Regions from separate parts of the Homo sapiens genome. Here region 1 is linked to region 2. A link is a loop called in an ENCODE intact Hi-C map of the cell type or tissue named here. Cell type or tissue: PC-9. All regions are shown on one strand. Region 1 has its middle 23 kb from the start of OCM. Region 2 overlaps PMS2 (PMS1 homolog 2, mismatch repair system component).

Region 1 (8,000 bases), 140 kb after region 2:
TTCGTTCTTGTTGCCCAGGCTGGAGTGCAATGGTGCGATCTCAGCTCACTTCAACCTCCGCCTCCTGGGTTCAAGCCATTTTCTTGCCTCAGCCTCCCAAGTAGCTGGGATTACAGGCACGCAGCACCAAGCCCGGCTAATTTTGTATTTTTAGTAGAGATGGGGTTTCACCGTGTTGGCCAGGCTGGTCTCGAACTCCTGACCTCAGGTGATCTGCCTACTTCAGCCTCTCAAAGTGCTGGGATTACAGGCGTGAGCCACCGCACTGCACTCGGCCAGAACTGGGATTCTTAAAGCACATCTCCCTCCCATCCTGCTAAAAACCAGCAACAACTATAACCACCACCACCTGTGGCACACACATTTGGTGTCAGCATTAGCGAGCCACCTCCAGGCTACCCCATTTGAGGACTTCTTGCCAAGAAGTTCTCCAGCAGTTTTCACCCAAAACCTGTTCTTGCTGTTTTTGCTCTCTGGCCAACTCTGTGGTCACTAAATCAATGTTTCACTTTTTCAGCAGGAACAACAATAAATAAATAAATATATATATGTATATGTATATGTATGTGTATATATGTGTGTGTGTATATATATGTATGTGTGTATGTGTGTATATATATGTATATATACACGTATATATACGAATATATATATACGTATATATGTGTATATATACGTGAATATATACACGTATATATACACGTATATATACGTAATAATATATACACACGTATATATACACGTATATATACGTAATATATATACACACGTATATATACACGTATATATACGTAATATATATACACACGTATATATACACGTATATATACGTAATATATATACACACGTATATATACACGTATATATACGTAATATATATACACACGTATATATACACGTATATATACGTAATATATATATACACGTATATATACACGTATATATACGTAATAATATACATACACGTATATATACACGCATATATACGTAATATATATATACGTATATATACACGTATATATACCTAATGATATATATATATATATGCATATATATATACACACACACACATACGGAGAGCCCCAAACTGCTTAGGCATGTGTGAAATGCTATAGCAGAAAAGAAACAAAATGGTATAGGACGCTGATTTTTTCATGAACAAGAAATGTGAGCGGCTCCGTCTCAACTTACGGATGAGCTGGAGGCAACATTTAATGAAGACTTAAGTGAGTTAATTAAGGAGAAATTGCAACTAAACCCCACATAATGAGAGAGCTGGCATCTCTCGCTCCAGGGTCCCATATTTTTATCTGTCTTCACTTGTCCATGATGTGGGTTCTCTTTGTGGGGGGGGTCTCCTTGTATTGGGCAGACATCCCCATGAGATTCAGAACCCAGGAAAAACCATCCAATAAAAAAACACTGGCTGGGCGCGGTGGCTCACACCTCTAATCCCAGCACTTTGAGAGGCCAAGGCAGGTGGATCACCTAAGATCAGGAGTTCAAGACCAGCCTGGCCAACATGGTAAAACCCTGTCTCTAGTAAAAATACAAAAATTATAGGCGGGCGCCTGTAATCCCAGCTACTCACGAGGCTGAGGCAGGAGAATCGCTTGAACCCGGGAGGCGGAGGTTGCAGTGAGCTGAGATCACGCCATTGCACTCCAGCCTGGACAACAAGAACGAAACTGTCTCAAAGACACAAAACAAAACAAAAAAAACAAAACAAATAAAAAACAACAAAAAGAAAACCATCAAGGAAGAGATGTTGTCGCCCAAAAGCTTCAATGACCCGGGACAGATGTCAGAGTTGAATTCAGAGAATTGTTCCAAAGCCCCAAGAACTCTCATGTTGGCCAGGTGCAGTGGCTCACAATTGGAATCCCAGCACTTTGGGAGGCCGAGGCAGGAGGATTGCTGCCGGCCAGGAGTTTGAGACCAGCCTGAGCAGCAGAGCGAGACCCCATGTCTACAAAAATGTAAAAAGTTAGCGAGGCATGGTAGCGCGTGCCTGCAGTTGCAGCTACTTGGGAGGCCGAGGTGGGAGGATTGCTTGAGCCCAGGAATTCATGACTGCAGTGAGATAGTTGTACCGCTGCACTCCAGCCTGGGTGACAGAGCGAGAACCTGTCTCTAAAAAATAATAATTAAAAAAAAACCCTCATGTTCTTATCTAGATATGACCTTGAATGGATAGAAAGAAGCTCAGGAGACAGGAGATCCCATCCTATCTTGGGCTTTTCTAGCTGTCTGCCCTTGGGAAATTCACTTAATCTCTCAGAACATCAGTTTTCTTCTTTTTATTTGATTTATTTTTTGAGGGACAGAGAGTCTTGCTCTGTGCCCCAGGCTGGAGTGCGGTGGTGCCATCTTGGCTCACTGCAACCTCCACCTCCTGGGTGCAAGCAATTCTCGTGCCTCAGCCACCCGAGTAGGTGGGATCACAGGCCCATACCACCATGCCCAGCTAATTTTTGTATTTTTAGCAGTGATGGGGTTACACCATCGCTACATTTCTCCTGGCCATCGTTGGCCAGGCTGGTCTTGAACTGCTGACCTCAAGTGATCCACCCACCTTGGCCTCTCCAAGTGCTGGGATTACAGATGTGAGCCGCCATGCCCAGCCTGATGTCAGCAAATTCTTTTTACCAACCCTCCAATCAACCACTTCCTGGTGCTGGGGCTCTGACACCTTGCTCACCTCAAGTGATCCACCTGCCTCAGACTCCGGAAGTGCTGAGATTACAAGTGTGAGCCACCACGCCCAGCGAGTTTTCTTTTCTCTTTCTTTTTTTCTTTTGAGATGGAGTTTCCCTCTTGTTGCCCAGGCTGGAGTGCAATGGCGCAATATTGGCTCACTGCAACCTCCGCCCTCCGGGTTCAAGAGATTCTCCTGCCTCAGCCTCCTGAGTAGCTGGGATTACAGGCGTGCAACACCACGCCCAGCTAATTTTAGTATTTTTAGTAGAAACGGGGTTTCACCTTGTTGGTCAGGCTGGTCTCAAACTCCTGACCTCATGATTCGCCCGCCTCAGCCTCCCAAAGTGCTGGGATTACAGGTGTGAGCCATCATACTTACCCATAACATGCTCATATTTTCATTTACCTTCTTGAACATACCAAATAGTTGTAGTAAGTGTTTTAATCTCTTTATTAGTTCTATCTTTGTCATTTCATTTCATTGATTTTTCTCCTCTTCCTGGGATATAATCCTTGCTTCTTGGCATACCTGATGATTATTTTTTTTCAGAGACAGGATCTTGCTGTGTCACCCAGGCTGGAGGGCAGCGGCACCACCATACCTCACTGCAGCCTCAACCTCCTGGGCTTCAGCAATCCTCCCACCTCAGCCTCTCAACTGACTGGGCTTACAGGTGTGCACCACCACACCTGGCTAATTTTTTAGTTTTACTTTTGTAGAGATGAGATCTCGCTATGTTGCCCAGTCTGGATCTTGAACTCCTGGCCTCAAGCAATCCTCCTGCCTCACCCTCCCAAAGTGCTGGGATTATAAGTGTGAGCCAACACTTCCTGCCATGCCTGGTGATTTTTTACTGGGCACCAGATATTGTGAATTTTACCTGGTTGGGTGCTGAATATTCTTGTTTAAAAAATATATTCTTGAGCTTATTCTGGGACATGGTTAAGTGACTTGGAAATAGCGTAATCTTTTTTTTTTTTTTTTTTTTTGAGAGTGAGACTCGGTTTGTCACCCAGGTTGGAGTGCAGTGACACAATCTCAACTCACTGCAACCTCTGCCCCTTGGGTTCAAGCGATCCACCCACCTCAGCCTCCCTAGTAGCTGGGACTACAGGTGCGCACAACCGCGCCCAGCTAATTTTTGTATTTTTAGTAGAGACGGGGATTTCACCATGTTGGCCAGGCTGGTCTTGAACTCCTGACCTCAGGTGATCCACCCGCCTCGGCCTCCCAAAGTACTGGGATCACAGGCGTGAACCTCCGCACCCAGATGCGTGGTCCTTTTGAGACTTGCAGAACTAGACCAACCCTTAGTCTAGGGCCAATTCTGCCGCACCACGAAGGCAACGCCCCTCTGAACACTTGATTCAATGCCCCAGGTATTATGAGGTTTTTCACTTTGCCTGCTGGAAACACGAACGGTTCCCAGCTTTTTGTGGACTTTGGAATTATTCTGCCTGTTTCTATTGTGTGATTCCTTCCCCTAGTCTTGCTCGGGTAATTTCCTCCATGTGTGAGGTGATCCCACTCAGCTTCAGAGTCAAGAGGTTTCCTTTGCAAAGCTGCAGAATTTGGGTTTTTTTGCATATCTCTCCCGCAGGATTCCATCCTGCAAATTCCAGCTGCTTTGGCCTGCTCAAACTTTTTTTTTTTTTTTTTTTAGAGACAGAGTCTCGCTTTCTGGCCCAGGCTGGAGGGCAGTGGCGCGATCTCGGCTCACTGCAACCTCCACCTCCCAGGTTCAAGTGATTCTCATGCTTCAGCCGCCTGACTAGCTGGGATTACAAGCATGCACCACCACGCCCAGCTAAATTTTTTGTATTTTTAGTAGAGACAGGGTTTCACCATGTTGGCCAGGCTGGTCTCGAACTCCTGACCTCAAGTGACCCACCCACCTCGGCCTCCCAAAGTGCTAGGATTATAGGCGTGAACCACCGCACCTGGCCAGGCCTGCTCACACTTTCAGCTCTGTCTCCTGCACTCAGGGAGAACACTGGGCTCTGCCCGGCTGCCCTCCTCCCGCGGCAGCTGGAAACACTTTGCCTCATTGGTTTCTCCCCTAACGGAGATCATGGTCTTTAGTGCCACCTATTGACCGGTGTCTAAAAACTGCCTTTGCGTATGTGTTGTACGGTTTTCTAGGTATTTAAGGCAAGAGGGTTAATCCATCTTGGCCATAAGTTGGGGAAGTCTCCACAATTTTTACAACATTTTGGGAGTCTGAAGGGGGAAGACTGCTTGAGACCAGGAGTTCGAACCCAGCTCGGGCAACACAGCAAGACCCCAATCTCTCCAAGAAAATAAAAATACTAAAAGTAGCCGAGCATGACAATGTGCGCCTATAGTCTCAGCTACTCGGGAGGCTGAGGTGGGAGGACTGCCTGAGCCCAGGAGATCCAGGCTGCAGTGAGCCATGTTGGCACCACTGCACTCCAGTCTGGGTGACACAGTGAGACCTTGTCTCAAGAAAAAAATAAAACATTTTAAGTTCCTGGAAGGGTGAGTTAGAGGCTATATAAAGAATTAAAGCTTTTTTAAAATCACATTCCCAAATTATTGGTCAAAAGGGAGCAGTGGGCCGGGTGTGGTGGCTCATACCTGTTATCCCAGCACTTTGGGAGGCCGAGGTGGGCGGATCACCTGAGGTCAGGACTTTGAGACCAGCCTGGCCAACACGGCAAAACCCCATCTGTACTAAAAATACAAAAATGAGCCAGGCGTGGTGGTGAGCACCTGTAATCCCAGCTACTTGGGAGGCTGAAGCAGGAGAATCACTTGAACTGGGGAGGCAGAAGTTGCAGTGAGCCGAGACAGTGCCTCTGTACTCCAGCCTGGGTGACAGAGCAAGACTCCATCTCAAAAAAAAAAAAGAATTAAAGCTTTTGGTGGCTCACACCTGTAATCCCGGTACTTTGGGAGGCTGAGGTGAGCAGATGGCTTGAGCTCAGGAGTTCAAGACCAGCCTGGGCAATGCGGTGAAACCCCATCTCTACAAAAATTATAAAAATTAGCCAGCCATGCTGGCTCACACCTGTAGTTCCAGCTACTCAGGAGGCAGAGGTGGGAGGATCGCTTGAGCCTGGGAAGTTGAGGCTGCAATGAGCCCTGATTTTGCCACTGTACTCCAGCCTATACAACAGAGCAAGACCCTTCTCAAAAACGAAAAGAAACTGCTGTTTCCTATGTTTTGTACAGTTGTAGGTATTTAAGGCAAGAAGGGTTATCCATCTTGGCCATAAGAAGGGGAGATCTCCACAATTTCTGTAAACATTTTAAGTTCATGGAAGGGGAATTGTGGGTTAGAGGCTATATAAAGTATTAGGATTTTTGATAATAAGAAAATATGGGCTAAGCATCGTGGCTGTAATCCCAGCACTTTGGGAGGCCGAGGTGGGTGCATCACTTGAGGTCAGGAGTTCGAGACCAGCCTGGCCAACATGGTGAAACCCCCATCTCTATTAAAAATGCAAAAAAAATTAGCCAGGCATGGTGGCGGGTGCCTGTAATCCCAGCTACTCAGGAGACTGACACAGGAGAATTGCTTGAACCCAGGAGGAGGAGATAACAGTGAGCCAAGATCATGCCATTGCACTCCAGCCTGGACAACAAGAGCAAAACTCCATCTCAAAAAAAGAAAAGGGCACATATGTGTGCGTGCAACAGAATACAGAATATTTATTTCCAGAGGAACCCTGACTTCTCCAGGCTCCTCGGTTTGTCCTTCTTTGTGGGCATGATTTATGCAGCTGCCTATAGATGTCACCACAGGAAGGCACGTCAGAGGTAATAAAAATCCCAGAGTGAGAACTGCGGCACCACGGCAGAGGGCCAGAGCACGAGTGCAAAGGCCCCGTGTCAAACACAGAAGAGGTTTTTGTTTTAAATCACGACATCTAATGGCTCACACCTGCAACCCTAGCATTTTGGGAGTCTGAGGTGGGAAGATGGCTTGAGCCTAGGAGTTAGAGACCAGCCGAGGCAACATAGCAAGACCCTGTCTTTACCAAAAATAAAAAAAAAAAAAAATAGTTGGGCGTGGTGGCATGCATCTGTGGTTCCAGCTCCTCGGGAGGCTGAGGCAGGAGGACCACTTGATCCCAGGAGTTTGAGGCTGCAGTGAGCTGTGATCACACCACTGCACTCCAGCCTGGGTAACAGAGTGAGATCCTGTCTCAAGTAAAACATAAAATAAAATAACATAAATAAAATTAAAATTAAAATAAATAAAATGAAATAACAAAATAAAATAACATCAGTCCACAGAACCCAAATCTTCGCCCAAGATAGAGTGACAGCCTTTACTAAAACAAATATGATCACCAGCAACCAAATTAAACACGGTCCACGTGAAGAGTGAATGAGGAAAGATTTTGGTTATGCTCAGGCATTTGGACCAGTTTAACTGAGGTCAAATTTTTTCAGATTTTTCTTTTCAAAAGCTGGTTGTGGAGTGGAGTTCAGGAGCATGTTCTTCATAAAGTGGCTCTTTGTGGGTCGGCCCTGGTGGGCGGGATTTCATCAATCTCACCAACCTCATTATCTAACATGCTGAATATGTAGCATCGATCAACGAACGAGATCCTCGGTCTCATGAAGTCAGCTTTCTGGGGAGGAGAAAAGAAACACAAATAAACAAGGAAATAAACGCCCAAGGTGGAAATAAGACAGCGTGAGGGTCAGGTTCCTTGAACTCACGTTTTTTTTTTTTTTTCTGAGATGGAGTTTCACTCTGTCGCCCAGGCTGGAGTGCAATGGCGCTATGTCGGCTCACTGCAACCTCCGCCCCCCAGGTTCAAGTGATTCTCCTGCCTCAGCTTCCTGAGTAGCTGGGATTACAGGCACCTGCCATCGTGCCTGGCTTTGTATTTTTAGTAGAGATGGGGTTTTACCATGTTAGCCAGACTGGCCTCGAACTCCTGACCTCCAGTGACCCACCCACCTTGGCCTCCCAAAGTGCTGAGATTAGAGGCATGAGCCACCACACCTGGCCGAGCTCATGTTCTTGAGTCACCCTCTGTCCTTTATAGAGAAGCAGTTTGGAGATTTCGTCCTACGTGTCTGAGGCCGGGTGCTATGGCTCATGCCTGTAATCCCAGTAATCCCAGCACTTTGGGAGGCTGAGACGGGAGCATTGCTTGAGCCCAAGAATTCGAGACCAGACTGGACAACATAGTGAGGCTCTATCTCTTCAAAAAATAAAAAATTAGCCAGGTGCGGTGGTGCATGCCTGTGGTCCCAGCTACTCAGGAGGCTGAGGCAGGAGGATCACTTGAGCCCAGGAGGTCGAGGCTGCAGTGAG
Region 2 (8,000 bases):
GGGATTATAGGTGTGCGCCACCACGCCCAGCTAATTTTTGTATTTTTAGTAGAGATGGAGTTTCACCATGTTGGCTAGCCTGGTCTTGCACCCCTGACCTCAAGTGATCCACCTGCCTCAGCCTCCCAAAGTGCTGGGATTACAGGTGTGAGCCACTGCACTTGGCTGCTAATTTTAACTTTATTACATTTTTTCACAAATTTAAATTTTCTAAAGTAGAGAAAACTTACTCTTTTTTTGTATCTTATGGTAAAAAAATTAGTGCCTTAGCAGAATACAGGAATGTAGAACTTCTATTTGTCAGAGATAACTGTTATTTACAGTTTGTATATCTTTTCAGGCTGCTTTTAATTTCATGTGTTTATAACTGTTGGAATAATTTTCAAGATAAATTCATAAGTTAATATAATGAAAGCAAGTAATATAGAATGTACAACATGCAAGTAATACAGAATTGTATGTGGTTGAAAGTTGTATTTTTTTTTTTTTTTTTTTTTTAATTGAGACAGGGTCTTGCTCTCTCACCTAGGCTGGGATGTAGTGGCACAATCTCAGCTTACCGCAGCCATGATCTCCCAGGCTCAATGAATCTTCCCACTTCAGCCTCCCAAGTAGCTGGGACTCCAGGCCCGTGCTACCATGCCCGGCTAATTTTTGTTTTTTTTGTAGAGATGGGTCCTTCTGTGTTGCCCAGGCAGGTCTCGAACTCGTGGGCTCAAGTGATCCTCCCGCCTCAGCCTCCCAAAGTGCTGGGATTACAGGTGTGAACCATCATGCCTGGCCCTATAACTGACTTTTTACTTAGCATATTGTGATTGTCTTTTTTAGTCGGTGCACACTGCCTTATTTGTTGTCATTCTGCTGCGCTATGGCTATACCATAATTAATCAACTCCTCAATGATGCTTGCTTAGGTTGTTTCTGTTTGTTCATAGAGATTGTTTCAGTGAACATTTTTGTGTATCTCTTTGCATACCAAAATGCTTGTGCCAGTGTTTCTATTATACGAAGATACATTTCAAAAGGAGAGATTATAAAATCAAACACAATGTACGTTTCAGTTTTTTAATTTTCATTTTTAGAGATAGGGCCTCACTCTGTCACCGAGGCTGGAGTGCAGTGGTGCAATCATGGCTCACTGCAGCCTTGAACTCCTAGGCTCAAGCGATCCTCCCACCTCAGCCTCCTCAGTAGCTGTGACTACAGGCACATGCCATGACGCCCGGCTAATTTTTTTTTTAAATTTTTTGTAGAGACAGGGTCTTGCTGTGTTGCCCAGGCTGGTCTTGAACTCCTGGTCTCAAGTGATCCTCCTGCCCTCAGCCTCCTGAGTAGCTGGGATTACAGGCTGTACTTTTTAGTTGTTTTACCAGGATGCATGGCACATTGGGAAGTGAGAGGACTGTGACCAGGAGCCAAAAGCTCTGCGTTCCTTTCTGTAGAATATAGGAAGACACCTCTTTACAGATCATTCTGTCAACAGTGCTTCCCTTGATTTGTGCGATGATGTGAGAACCTTGCGTTGGATGTTGTAACTTGAGCTGTGTAATTCCTATAATATTAAAGTAATGTAGAATATTGTGTTTGTGTTTTTTAAACAGGAGTATGCCAAAATGGTCCAGGTCTTACATGCATACTGTATCATTTCAGCAGGCATCCGTGTAAGTTGCACCAATCAGCTTGGACAAGGAAAACGACAGCCTGTGGTATGCACAGGTGGAAGCCCCAGCATAAAGGAAAATATCGGCTCTGTGTTTGGGCAGAAGCAGGTAGTGATGGCCGGTTACTTCAACGCCTCTTATTGCTCTAGTGATTATAGCGGGTTTCCATTGTCCCTTCCAGTAGAATGGAGAATAAAATCTTAGAATTGATTTTTTTTTTTTTTTTGAGAGGGAGTCTCGCACTGCTGCCCAGGCTGGAGTGCAGTGGTGTTGTCTTGGCTCACTGCAACCTCCGCCTCCCAGATTCAAGCAATTCTCCTGCCTCAGCCTCCCGAGTAGTGGGATTACAAGCATGCTCCACTACGCCAGGCTAATTTTTTGTATCTTTAGTAGAGACGGGGTTTCACCGTGTTGGCCAGGCTGGTCTCGAATTCCTGACCTCGTGATCCACCAGCCTCGGCCTCCCAAAGTGCTGGGATTACAGGTGTGAGCCACCAAGCCCGGCCGGTTTTTTTTTTTTTTGAGCTGGAGTCTTGCTCTGTTGCCCAGGTTGGAGTGCAGTGGCGCCATCTTGGCTCACTGCAACCTCTGCCTCCCGCGTTGAAGCAATTCTCCTACCTTAGCCTCCTGAGTAGCTGGGATTACAGGCACATGCCACCAGGCCCAGCTAATTTTTTGTATTTTTAGTAGAGATGGGGTTTCATCTTGTTGGCCAGACTGGCCTCGAACTCCTGACCTCTAGTGATCCGCCTGCCTCGGCCTCCCAAAGTGCTGGGATTACAGACGTGAGCCACTGCGCCCAGATTAAGAATTGATTTTTAAAGTGCCTATCACAAGGCCCGGCGCAGTGGCTCACGTCTGTAATCCCAGCACTTTGGGAGGCTGAGGTGGGCGGATCACGAGGTCAGGAGTTTGAGACCAGCCTGATCAATATGGTGAAACCCCATCTCTACTAAAAATACAAAAATTATCTGTTCGTGGTGGCAGGCACCTGTAATCCCAGCTACTCAGGAGGCTGAGGCAGGAGAGTCGCTGGAACCCGGGAGATGGAGGTTGCAGTGAGCTGAGATTGCACCACTGCACTGCAGCCTGGGCGAGAGAGCAAGACACCATCCCAGGAAAAAAAAAAAAAAAAAAACAAAGTACCTATCACAAAAATTGATGTTTGAGAGCTGAATGTGTTTCATTTTATTCTTCCAGAGACACTCGTATACTGCGTCTTTTCACTCTCTCTCTGAAAAAAATATAAGTTATTGTGGGCAATGTGTGGGTTCTGAATAAGTAGGTACTTGTTTCATCTTTCTTATATCATAAAATCAAAATTGTTGTTCCCACGGCTCACACATGTAATCCCAGCACTCTGGGAGAGGAAACTGTTGGGATTATGTGTTTGAACCACCCGGCCAACAATTTTGAGGTGGGAGAATCGCTTGAGCCCAGGAATTTAAGACCAGCTTGGATAACACGGCAAGATCCCATCTCTACAAAAAAATTAAAAAATTAGCCAGGTGTGGTGGTGTGCACCTGTAGTCCCAGCTACTCACTCGACAGGCTGACGCAGGAGGATTGCTTGAACCCACGAGTTTGACATTGCAGTGAGGTATGATTGAGCCATTGTACTCCAGCCTGGGCAATAGAGGGAGACCCTGTCTCAAAAAACAAAACAAAACAAAAGATTCTTTTAATTTTTTTTGCGCTTGTAATGTCAATAGCTTGACTAAGAAAGAAAACAGATTAAGTCCACTCTGTCTTTATTAGGAAGTAACTGTGAATTTTTTTTTTTTTTTTTCAGTTGCAAAGCCTCATTCCTTTTGTTCAGCTGCCCCCTAGTGACTCCGTGTGTGAAGAGTACGGTTTGAGCTGTTCCGATGCTCTGCATAATCTTTTTTAGTAAGTAGATTGCTGGCAAGAGAACTACAATTGAACATTTTATCCTGAGAGCTTTTTTTTTAAAGATAGTGATTCTAAGGCTAATAGTTTCGTGTCTTTTTTTTTTTTTCTTGAGACGGAGTCTTGCTTTGTTGCCCAGGCTGGAGTGCAATGGTGCTATCTTGGCTCACTGCAACCTCTACCTCCTGAGTTCAAGCAATTCTCCTGCCTCAGCCTCCTGAGTAGCTGGGATTACAGGCACGTGCCACCACACCCGGCTAATTTTGTATTTTTAGTAGAGACGGGGTTTCACCATGTTGGCCAGGCTGGTCTCGAACTCCTGACCTCAGATGATCCGCCCACCTTGGTGTCCCAAAGTGCTGGGATTACAGGCATGAGCCACCACGCCTGGCTAGGGATAATAGTTTTTTATGTCCTTTATAAAACTGTGAGCAATGCTGTGGCTAAGAAAGATGATTTATACAAAGGAGTCAGTTGCTTAATTCAAACCATGTTTTGAGTAAGTGGTATATTTCAGGTGGTTTTCTGTTGAGCAGGTCTTCTTTAAGGCTCTGTTTAGTTAGACTAACTTGTAAATTATTTTATCATTTTAAATGATTTTGACTTTCCTGGCATCTGATGAAGGCAGTTCAGTGTCATTACTTTTCGTATAAGAAAATAGACACTTCCATAAATAGGATTGGTCCTGTAAAGATATCTATCTATCTGTGTGTATATATATATATATATATATATTTTTTTTTTTTTTAGCTTTGAGATGGAGTCTTGCTTTGTTGCCTAGGCTGCAGTGCAGTGCCGTGATCTTGGCTCACTGCAACCTCTGCCTCCCTGCAACCTCTGCCTCCCAGGTTCAAGCGATACTCCTGCCTCAGCCTTCCGAGAAGCTGGGACTACAGGTGTTCACCACCATGCCCGGCTGATTTTTTGTATTTTTAGTGGAGACGGGGTTTCGCCATGTTGCCCAGGCTGGTCTTGAACTCCTGACCTCAGGTGATCCACCCACCTTGGCCTCTCAAGGCTCTGGAATTACAGGCATGAGCCACCACACCCAGCCTAAGATCTGTATTTCTTTTTGTTTGTTTGTTTGTTGCCTTGAGATCTATATTTCTTACTCTTCCTCCACTTGCTTTTGGCTTATGCCTGAAATGGTAAACATGGAGCTTTATGTCTTTATGTGAAGGTGGTGTTCTTCTGGAAATGCCGGTATCCCTGGGGTGGGTCTCATGTGAAGCAAGCGCTTTACCAAGACATGAGATATAAGCGTCCTACCCGGGAGGTTTTGAAAGGGGAGGGAATGTGGGCAAAATTCTGAGCACAAGTGGTTAGACTTCATTGACAAACCAGGGGTGGCAGCACGGAGGTTCTGAGAATGCATTTGAAGCGAGACCCACTTACAGAGGCTGAGGATTTATCAGGAAGGGTAAGGAGAGCTGCAACACATCAGTTTTGGACGCACTGCATCACCTGTGGTGCATTGGTTGACTGTAGGAGCTTTAGAATATTCCAGAAGGTTTGGTTCTTTGATGACTCATCAAGATTTGGAGCACAGATACCCGTGAACTGCAATAGTGATCCTTATCAGCATGTCACCTGGTGTTTTGTTTTCATTTCACTTTAAGAATGTGCCATGTGATCGTATTTCTAATCCCTTTCACTCTGGAATCCTGCCCTTACCATATTAATGTTGAATAGCATCTCAGGTTTCATTTCACAATGCACGCATGGAGTTGGAAGGAGTTCAACAGACAGACAGTTTTTCTTTATCAACCGGCGGCCTTGTGACCCAGCAAAGGTATTTAAAATTTTTTTGTGTTAGTTTGTTCTTTATGCCTTTGACTTTTAATTGATAACTTTTTTCTGATAATAGGCAGTTTACGTGGAGCTCGGGACTTTGAGAAACATGGCTTTAACATTATCTTATTTTGTGCATTTACAGAAGTCTACCGCAGATGGCCCCCAGCTTCAGATGTTTCAACTGAAGACTTTTCTGTCCGGGCGCAGTGGCTCATGCCTGTAATCCCAGCACTTTGGGAGGCCGAGGCGGGTGGATTGCCTGAGGCCAGGAGTTCGAGACCAGCCTGGCCAACATGACAAAACCCCGTCTCTACTAAAATACAAAAAATAACCAGGCATGGTGTTCCACGCCTGTAATCCCAGCTACATGGGAGGCTGAGGCAGGAGGATCACTTGAACCTGGGAGATGGAGCTTGCAGTAAGCCGAGATTATGCCACTGCACTCCAGCCTGGGTGACAGAGCGAGACTGTGTTTCAAAAAAATATATATATATTTTTTTCTACTACTTTACCTTGTTGCAGAAGTTATTTTTTGCAGTAGATACCATACTTCAAGTACCTATTGAACCATTGTTTTTCGGTATAGTATTCAATAAATTACAGAAGATATTCAACATTTTATTATAAAATAGGTTATTTTGCCTATAGACTATGTAAGTATTCTGAGGCAAGGCTGAGATGGGACATTCAGTAGGTTAGGTTATCACAAAGGCATTTTTGACATACAGTATTTTCTTTTCTTTCTTTTTTTTTTTCTGAGACGGAGTCTTGTTTGTCACCCAGGCTGGAGTGCAGTGGCGTGGTCTCGGCTCACTGCAAGCTCCGCCTCCCAGGTTCACGCCATTCTCCTGCCTCAGCCTCCCGAGTAGCTGGGACTACAGGTGCCTGCCACCACGCCTGGTTAATTTTTTTTTGTATTTTTAGTAGAGACGGGGTTTCACCTTGTTAGCCAGGATGGTTTTGATCTCCTGACCTCGTGATCCGCCCACCTCGGCCTCCCAAAGTGCTGGAATTACAGGTGTGAGCCACCGCGCCCAGCAGATACAATATTTTTAACTTATGGGTTTATCAGGACATAACCCTATCATAAGTTAAGGAGCGCATCTATCTGTGTACAGTTTTTTTTGTTGTTGTTTTTTGGGTTTTTTTTTGAGATGGAGTCTCGCCCTGTTGGCCAGTCTGGAGTGCAATGGTGCGATTTTGGCTCACTGCAACCTCCACCTCCCGAGTTCAAGCGATTCTCCTGCCTCAGCCTCCCAAGTAGCTGGGATTACAGGCGCGCGCCACCACGCCCGGCTAAGTTTTTGTGTCTTTAGTAGAGACGGAATTTCACCATGTGGCCAGGATGGTCTTGAAATCCTGACCTCGTGATCTGCCTGCCTTGGCCTCCCGAAGTGCTGGGATTACAGGCGTGAACCACCGCGCCTGGCCTCTGTATAGTTTTTTAAATTGCATATACGTGAGTGTGTTTGTATCTGCATATATACATTATATGTGTTGTGTGTATAGATACATAAATATATAAACACATATTACCAGTATATTTATTATTGTAAAAACTAAAACTATTTGAAGAAACTAAACATTTTATAACATTCTATGTCACCTTTCAGTATAGACTGATTACATGGTTTCTATATTTCCTTTTTTTTTTTTTTTTTTTTTTTTTGAGACAGAGTCTCGCTCTGTCACCCCCAGGCTGGAGTGCAGTGGCATGATCTCTGCTCACTGCAAGCACCGCCTCCCAGGTTCACGCCATTCTCCTGCCCCAGCCTCTCTAGTAGCTAGGACTACAGGCACGCATCACCACACCCGGCTAATTTTTGTATTTTTAGTAGATACGGGGTTTCACCACATTGGCCAGGCTGGTCTCGAACTCCTGACCTCGTGATCCACCCGCCTCTGTCTCCCAAAGTGCTGGGATTACAGGCATGAGCCACCGCGCCCGGCCCATGGTTTCTATATTTTCTATAGATTTCTATATTTTCTCTTCTTTCTATTTTCCTAGGAAAATAAGGGCTCAGATTACTTCTGCCTCAGATTTAAATTGATCATCTTGATATGATGACATGGGTTTTTTGAGTTTGTATCTTAGCAACACATTGTACCTCAGTAATATTTTGTTTTTTTTTCTTTCTTTCTTTTTTTTTTTTTTTTTTTTGAGACGGAGTCTAGCTCTGTCGCCCAGGCTAGAGTGCAGTGACGTGATCTTGGCTCACTGCAAGCTCTCCCTCCCAGGTTCAAGCAATTCTCCTGCCTCAGCCTCTCAAGTAGCTGGGATTATAGGCACATGCTGCCATGCCTGGCTAATTTTTTGTATTTGAGTAGAGATGGGGTTTCACTGTGTTGCCCAGGCTAGTCAAGAACTCCTGAGCTCAGGCAATCCACCTGCCTTGACCTCCCAAAGTGCTGGGATTACAGGCGTGAGCCACCGCTCCCAGCCCCTGTTTTTCAATGATGCTTTAGAGTTTGCTTGTAATCTGCCAGATGTGGTTGAACTTCTAAATTTTTTAACCTATAGTGTGATGGATTCATAATTATTAATTATAACTATTAATAATGTGATATTTTGGTTTATTTCTAATGACATTTTAATGTCATAGATACTTTTCTATGTACATTGAATATGTTTTATGAACATTTAAGCTGCACTTGC

Evidence for each region. Peaks named below come from ENCODE experiments on the same cell type or tissue, not always from the same donor. Only the 100,000 strongest peaks of a DNase experiment are listed, where the experiment ranks them.
Region 1: it touches region 2 in a loop (5-fold over the local background); 16 of 110 quality-filtered maps call a loop at or near these places.

Annotation. Positions count from the first base shown.
Region 1 is chr7:5,853,412-5,861,411 of GRCh38, reverse strand. It overlaps the pseudogene ZNF815P and a transcript of OCM not described here. Among named protein-coding and RNA genes, the nearest start is that of OCM, 23 kb to the left of the region's middle. In PC-9, CTCF peaks have their summits at 4,614 and 4,815 (motif pointing left); a DNase peak (open chromatin) is centred at 4,751.
Region 2 is chr7:5,992,876-6,000,875 of GRCh38, reverse strand. PMS2 (PMS1 homolog 2, mismatch repair system component) reads left to right here. Exons shown (of 15, transcript NM_000535.7): 6 at 1,601-1,768; 7 at 3,453-3,550; 8 at 5,243-5,342. Among named protein-coding and RNA genes, the nearest start is that of PMS2, 12 kb to the left of the region's middle. In PC-9, CTCF peaks have their summits at 3,302 and 3,507 (motif pointing left); DNase peaks (open chromatin) are centred at 3,475 and 5,175; H3K4me3 peaks cover 369 bases; H3K27ac peaks cover 1,071 bases.